2 separate regions of the Homo sapiens genome follow, and region 2 is linked to region 1. A link is a contact called in ENCODE Hi-C or POLR2A ChIA-PET data. All regions are on one chromosome and are shown on one strand. Each heading gives the region's core, a stretch centred on a gene start or an enhancer-like site at or near the end of the contact. The rest is flanking DNA. Distances are from core to core; before and after follow the strand shown.

Evidence for each region. A loop is a pair of places that touch in the nucleus more often than their neighbours do. ChIA-PET counts read pairs that join two places held with the same protein, here RNA polymerase II (POLR2A). Pooled maps may share reads with other maps.
Region 2: a pooled map shows a loop between it and region 1 (2.1-fold over the local background). The contact joins two enhancer-like sites. A Hi-C loop is called at or near these places in 2 of 50 pooled maps. POLR2A ChIA-PET finds 5 or more read pairs at or near these places in 5 of 52 experiments (BJ, GM12878, RWPE1 and 2 more).

Annotation. Positions count from the first base shown.
Region 1 is chr19:17,678,609-17,681,766 of GRCh38, forward strand. The region is part of intron 1 of UNC13A (unc-13 homolog A); the gene reads right to left. Among named protein-coding and RNA genes, the nearest start is that of UNC13A, 8.2 kb to the right of the region's middle. Within about 2 kb of position 1,688, at least 6 of the 41 ENCODE cell types and tissues checked have a DNase peak (open chromatin) inside an H3K27ac peak, as active enhancers do.
Region 2 is chr19:17,578,118-17,581,275 of GRCh38, forward strand. It overlaps COLGALT1 (collagen beta(1-O)galactosyltransferase 1), which reads left to right. Exons shown (of 12, transcript NM_024656.4): 10 at 1,365-1,492; 11 at 2,582-2,788; 12 at 3,060-3,158. Among named protein-coding and RNA genes, the nearest start is that of COLGALT1, 24 kb to the left of the region's middle. RefSeq lists enhancers at 1,779-1,988, 1,823-2,117. Within about 2 kb of position 1,739, at least 4 of the 41 ENCODE cell types and tissues checked have a DNase peak (open chromatin) inside an H3K27ac peak, as active enhancers do.

The sequences.
Region 1 (3,158 bases), core at 438-2,937:
CTCAGCCCCACCCAGCCCCCAGGGAGCGCACCCACCCAGCACCTCACCCCTGGGACTGAAAGAGGCTCAGGAACACTCAGGAATGTGCCCAGCAGGAGCTTTGGGCCTGGCTCCTGGAGGAGGTCCAGCCTGCAGGCGTGGGGACTCTCTGTGAAGGGGGTGGGCAGGGGAAGGGGCAAGAGGTAGAATGTGACGGGATCGGGGGTGGAGGGGATGCTGACAGAGGCTGAGAAAGGCACCCACAGCTGGAGGGACTCATACAGGGAGAGGAAGGGAGAGGAGAGAGGAAGAAATGATGGGCATGAAAGCAAGAGAGGAGAGTCTGGACAGATGGAGAGAAATAGAGAGACACAAGGAGACAGCGAGAGTACCAGGCATAGAGGCACATGCCTGTAATCCCAGCTACTAGGAAGGCTAAGGCAGGAGGATCCCTTGAGCCCAGGAGTTCAAGACCAGCCTGGGCAATGTAGTAAGATCCCATGTCTAAAAATAATAATTTAAAAGGGAGAGAGGCTGGGCGTGGTAGCCCACATCTGTAATCCCAGCACTTTGAGGCCGAGGCAGGTGGATCACATGAGGTCAGGAGTTCGAGACCAGCCTGGGCAACATGGTAAAACCCCATCTCTATTAAAAATACAAAAATTAGCCGGGCATGATGGTGCACGCCTGTAGTCCCAGCTACTCGGGAGGCTGAGGCAGGAGAATCGCTTGAACCCAGGAGGCGGAGGTTGCAGTGAGCCAAGATCACGCCATTGCACTCCAGCCTGGGCGACAGAGCAAGACTCTGTCTCAAAAAATATATAATAATAATAATAATAATAAAAGAGAGAGGGGGAAAGATTTCCACTAGGGAGGGCAGGCAGGTGGAGGAGACACTGGGGAGAGGAGAGGCAGTTGGGGGAGAAAAGTAGGGATGCATATGGGGGTGGGAAAGTGACAGGCTCTGGGGGGTGATACAAGGGGCTCACTGGGGTCTAGACTGGGCTGGGCTCACTTGAAGCTCCTCCAACTGTGCCCTGTTTTATAAACCATGGATTTAGGCTCAGCGGGGAGCCCAGTAGCTCCTTGATCTGTTCTCTCTCTCTCTTTCCCAATCCCTGTCTCTCATCTCCCTCCTCCCCGTTCTATTTCTCTCCACTCTGGTCGTCTTCTTTTGGTCTCTGTTCTCTCCTTCTCTCTCTCACTGTCTCTGCCCTTCTTGTGCCCCTCCCTTGGTCAGTCCGGCTCCTCTTCCCTAAGCCTCAGCTCCTTCCTGCAGCCTCTCTTGGCTAGAGGGGAATGGTCTCCGTTGGGGTCCTCAGGCAGTGGGGGACCGGCTGGAGGGCTGTACCCTCTGATAGCTGAAGCCAGGCTCCTGCACTTAGCTCCCTGCCGAGGTCCAGGTTGAGGACATCCATGATTTTTCATCACTGGGGCTCCCAGTGGGAGAGGGGTCTCAGAGGGAAAAGGGGACAGGAAAGGGGGCCGAGAGTGGCGAGGGGGTTCTCAGGAGGGAAGGGTGTTCGCGGTGAGGGAGGGGATTCGGGAAGGGGGATGGGCGCAGAGGGGAGGGTGGTATCGGGGGAGAGGCTTGGAGGAGGAAGGGGGCTCAGAGAAGGAACCCAGTCTCTCTCCCTGTCTTCCCCGGTCAGTAAATGGTCCCTGAGTCACCGTCTTCGTCGTCACATCCCGCCACCTCCCCGCCTGCGCCGGGTTGCTGTATCAGGGTCAGCGGGGCGGAAGCGCCACCCTTCCCCAGCGGGCTTCGGGTCACACGCATGAGGCTATTTATAGCGTGGGCGCGCGGAGGGCGTGGGAGGCGCGCCGGCGGACAGGGGGGCGGGGATGAGGGGGGTGCCCACTGCTGTCCCCAGCGACGAGCGGGTGAAGACACCGCGTCATGCGGCCTCAAAGGTCTTTGGGGCCCCCAGAAGCGCTGACTGATGAATGTAGTGGCCGTACCCGGGGAGGCTGAGGCAGGAGTTCAGGCTGCGGGACACCCCTGCAGCCTGGCTTCGCGCCTCCGTTTCTGCATCTGGAAAATGGGGAGACGGAGTGGCTGATCTCCCTTCCCTCTCCTTTCTCCTCCTCTTCTTCCCTCCTCTTCCTCCCTCACCCCTTCTGCAGAATGATTATAGTGTCATTTATACTATTATTATTATTACTGATATCTTTACTGTTTTTATTATTTGGTTGTGTTCTAAAGGTGTCCCTGGCCTGGATTCTAGGATTTGAATACCCTGGATTCTTTTCTTTTTCTTTCTTTTCTCTTCTTCTTCTTCTTTTTTTTTCTTTTCTTTTCTTTTTTTTTTTTTTTTTTTTTTTGACAGGGTCTCTCTCTGTTGCCCAGGCTCCAGGCTGGAGGGCAGTGGTGTGATCATGGCTCACTGCAGCCTCGATCTCCCAGGTTCAAGCGATCCTCCCCACTCAGCCTCTCGAGTAGCTGAGACTGCAGGTGCGCATCACCATGCTTGGCTATTCCTTTTTTTTTTTTTTTTTTTTTGTAGAGATGGGGTCTTGCTATGTTGCTATGGCTGGCTTCAAGGCTCAAGCCATCCCCTCGGCCTCCCAAAGTGTTGGAATTACAGGCGTGAACCACATGGCTGACTGACCCTGGATTCTAATTAGGGGGGACTGCAGTCTTGGGGCACTGGCTCCCTGACCTGCCACGTGGGATGGGGTGGGGAGACAGGAGGTGGAGATCCAGCCGTCTAGGGCTTCTGAAAGCCCACCCGCCCCAGGATTAGCTTGGGGGAAGGGAGGAAGCATAGAGAATCCAGAAATAGATTATAGGAGATTTGATCGTTTTGTGTGTGATGTTGGTGGAGGGCATTTCAGCGGGAGATGGATGGGCTTTAGGATAAAAGACCTCAGCTGTGCTGGTTTCGCATCTGGGAGACACTAAATGAGGACCCTTATCCTCCGTTGACACAAATAGACCAGAGCCAGACTGAGCCTTCAGTGTAAAAAACACCAAGAACCTGGAGTTCCAGAGAGCTTCGGGAATAAGGGATTTGTGTGTGTGTTGTTTACCATGAACCACTTAGAAGTAGGCCTAGCCTATAGTAGGTGCTCATTAAATAGTAATTCACGGAAGGAATGACGTCACCTCCTCCATTAATCCTGGGAGGCTGAGCTAAGAGCTGTCCCCCAGAGGCGCGGGCAGGCGCTGTCCACGG
Region 2 (3,158 bases), core at 489-2,988, 100 kb before region 1:
AGTTATGACTCTAGATCTCATCGGAGATTTGGACGGGAAAGGGGTTGAAAGAGTTCCCCAAAGCCCCGGCTAGGCATCCAGCCTCAGCCATGGGACCCATGGCCTCTCTTTAGTGAATGATGCGCCACACCAGCTGTATCACCCCCAGGTGTACCTGCCATCCTTCCATTGCGCAAATGTGGAAACTGAGCCTGGGGGTAGGGGTGAGCCCTTTTGAGCAGCAGGTGGTGTCTGGGGCCTGGGACCTGTAAACAAATCCTCATTACTCCCAGCCTGGTCTCTGTGCTTGATGTTTAGTACTAGAAGTCATGGCCACAGAGCCACTTTAAACCAGCACCTGCCCAGTGCTGCTGGGGGCACTCACCAGCCCAGGCATCCTCATCCACCCTCAGAGGGAGAGGCTGTGATTGGAGGAGGGTGTCTGACTAGGCTTCGAACTTGGGCCATCAGGGCCGGGCATGGTGGCGCACACCTGTGGTCCCAACTATTTGGGAGGCTAAAGTGGGAGAGTGGCTTGAGCCCAGGAGTTAAGGCTGCAGTCAGCCAAGATCGTGCCACTGCACTGCAGACTGGACAGCAGAGCAAAACCGTGTCTCAGAAAAAAGAAAAATGGCTGGGCGTGGTGGCTCATGCCTGTAATCTCAGCACTTTGGGAGGCCGAGGCAGGCGGATCACCTTAGGTCAGGAGTTCAAGACCAGCCTGGCCAACATGGTGAAACCTAGACTCTACTAAAAATACAAAAATTATCTGGGTGTGGTGGTGGGCACCTGTAATCCCTCTACTTGGGAGACTGAGGCAGGAGAATCACTTGAACCCAGGAGGCAGAGGTTGCAGTGGGCTGAAATCATGCCATTGCACTCCAGCCTGGGCGACAAGAGTGACACTCCATCTCAAAAAAAGAAAAATAAAATCCGGGCGTAGTGGCACATGCCTGTAATCCCAGCTGCTCAGGAGGCTGAGGCAGAATTACTTGAACCTGGGAGGCGGAGGTTGCAGTTGAGATCGTTCCACTGCACTCCAGCCTGGGCGACAGGGCGAGACTCCGTCTCAAAAAAAAAAAAAAAGAAAAAGAAAAGAAAAACTTGTTATCGAATGTGAAGCCAAATGGGGGTGTGCGGCTGCAAGGCGGGAGGTGCATGAGGCGTGGGCATTTGAGGGGCTGGGAGGCCTTTCTCTTCTGAGATCCATTATGGACGGCAGAGGGCAGAGGTTTGGATGTCCAGATGTCCCTGGAGCTAGGAGAGGCAGGGAGATGCACTGGCTTCTCTACGGGTCTTTCAAACCTTCTCAAAGCAAAGCTCTGTGCTTTAGGGTCAGGCCTGGCCTTGGCCTCCCTGTGATGTGGCGGGGCTTCCTCCCTCAGGTGGTGGACCGGGGGCTGCAGAAATCGCTTGTGTTTGAGGATGACCTGCGTTTTGAGATCTTCTTCAAGAGACGTCTGATGAACCTCATGCGGGATGTGGAGCGGGAGGGCCTGGACTGGGACCTCATGTGAGTGGGGGTCTGAGGATGGGGTGAAGCTGGGGCCTGGGGCAAGGCCAGGACTTAGAGGTGGGGGTGGGGGCAGGGTGGAGCTGGGACCTGGGGATGGGTCATGGCTTAGAGGCGGGGCTTGAAGGTGGGGTGGAACTGGAGCCTAGGTACATGGCCAGGGCTTAGAGGTGGGGCTGGGAGGCGGAGTGGAGCTGAATCCTACGGGCGTGGCCACAGCGCTGCAGCTGAGCCTAGAGCCTGTATGTCTGGGTGTGGTCAGGGTGGCAGGCGTGGCCAACCCTTGGAAGCGTAGCAGGAGGGCTCACGTGGTTCCTGGGCCTGAAGGCACTGTCAGGGCTGTAGCCTATAGGGAAGGGCGTTGGAAGGATCACCCAGAACTCAAGGGACCTGGCCGGAAGCCTGCAGGCTTGGTCAAGGCTTAGAGACTTGACTGAGGCCTGTGGAGGTGGATGTGGCTAAAATTTGACCGGGCAGCCTGTGGGCGTGGCTGAAGAGCATGGGGGTGTGGTCAGAGCTGGAGGTGTGGCCGAAGAGTGTGGGGGCGTGGCCAGGGCGCCTGGTCTTAGACAAGCCCCTGGATGGGAGTGCCACCAACATGTTTCCAGCACTGGAGCCGTCCTTCTCTTCTGTAAGTGGGCTGGTTTGTCCTCTCCCTTCCTCCATCTCTTTTTTCCCTTCCATGTGCAGTGCCCTAATCTGCATTCTGGGAACACTGCCCCATGTGAATAGTAACTGCACCCCTCCATTCCTGACTGCCCCCCCATCAGGGCACCTCGCCCACCTCCACCCCCACTGTCCTCTGAACTCAGAGCAGCTTCAGCCTCAGAGAACGTCTGCGTGATCCTGCTCTCCCCAGCTCCAGATCCTCCATGGCTCCCTCACGCCCTTTGGAAAAACTCACTCTTCTCCCCCATGACCGCCAGACCCCTGGGCTCCTGCATTCACTCCATCCAGTCACAGAGCTCTGCAAACATGCTGAGCCTGCTCCCATCCCAGGACCTGACGGGGTAACTAGATCCCTGGCTTTCTGGGCAAGCTCCCTCCGGAGGGCGGGAGGAGAGTGACAGGCCCGATCTTGCACCCCAGCTATGTGGGCCGGAAGCGGATGCAGGTGGAGCACCCCGAGAAGGCTGTGCCTCGCGTGAGGAACCTGGTGGAGGCCGACTATTCCTACTGGACCCTGGCCTACGTGATCTCCCTGCAAGGCGCCCGCAAACTGCTGGCTGCTGAGCCGCTCTCCAAGATGCTGCCTGTGGACGAGTTCCTGCCCGTCATGTTCGACAAACACCCAGTGTGAGAGGGGCAGGCGGCTGCTGGGCTGGGGTTTCACGGTGGGTCTGTCCTGGGAGAATGGGGATGTGAGACTCACGGCCTCCGAGAAGATGTCTCTTCTTTTGCCTACTTCTCCCTCCGTTTGCCCCCTCGCAGATCTGTCTCCATTTGTATCCCCTGCACACTTACGTTTTAATCTGTCCCCGCTGACTTCTTCACCCCCAATTTTTCCTCCAGCTGTCCCGTCCCCTGAAGCCATTGCTGCCCCTCACTCCCCTCCTCCTCCCCCCAGGTCCGAGTACAAGGCCCACTTCTCCCTCCGCAACCTGCATGCCTTCTCTGTGGAGCCGCTGCTCATCTACCCCACACACTACACAGGAGACGATGGCTA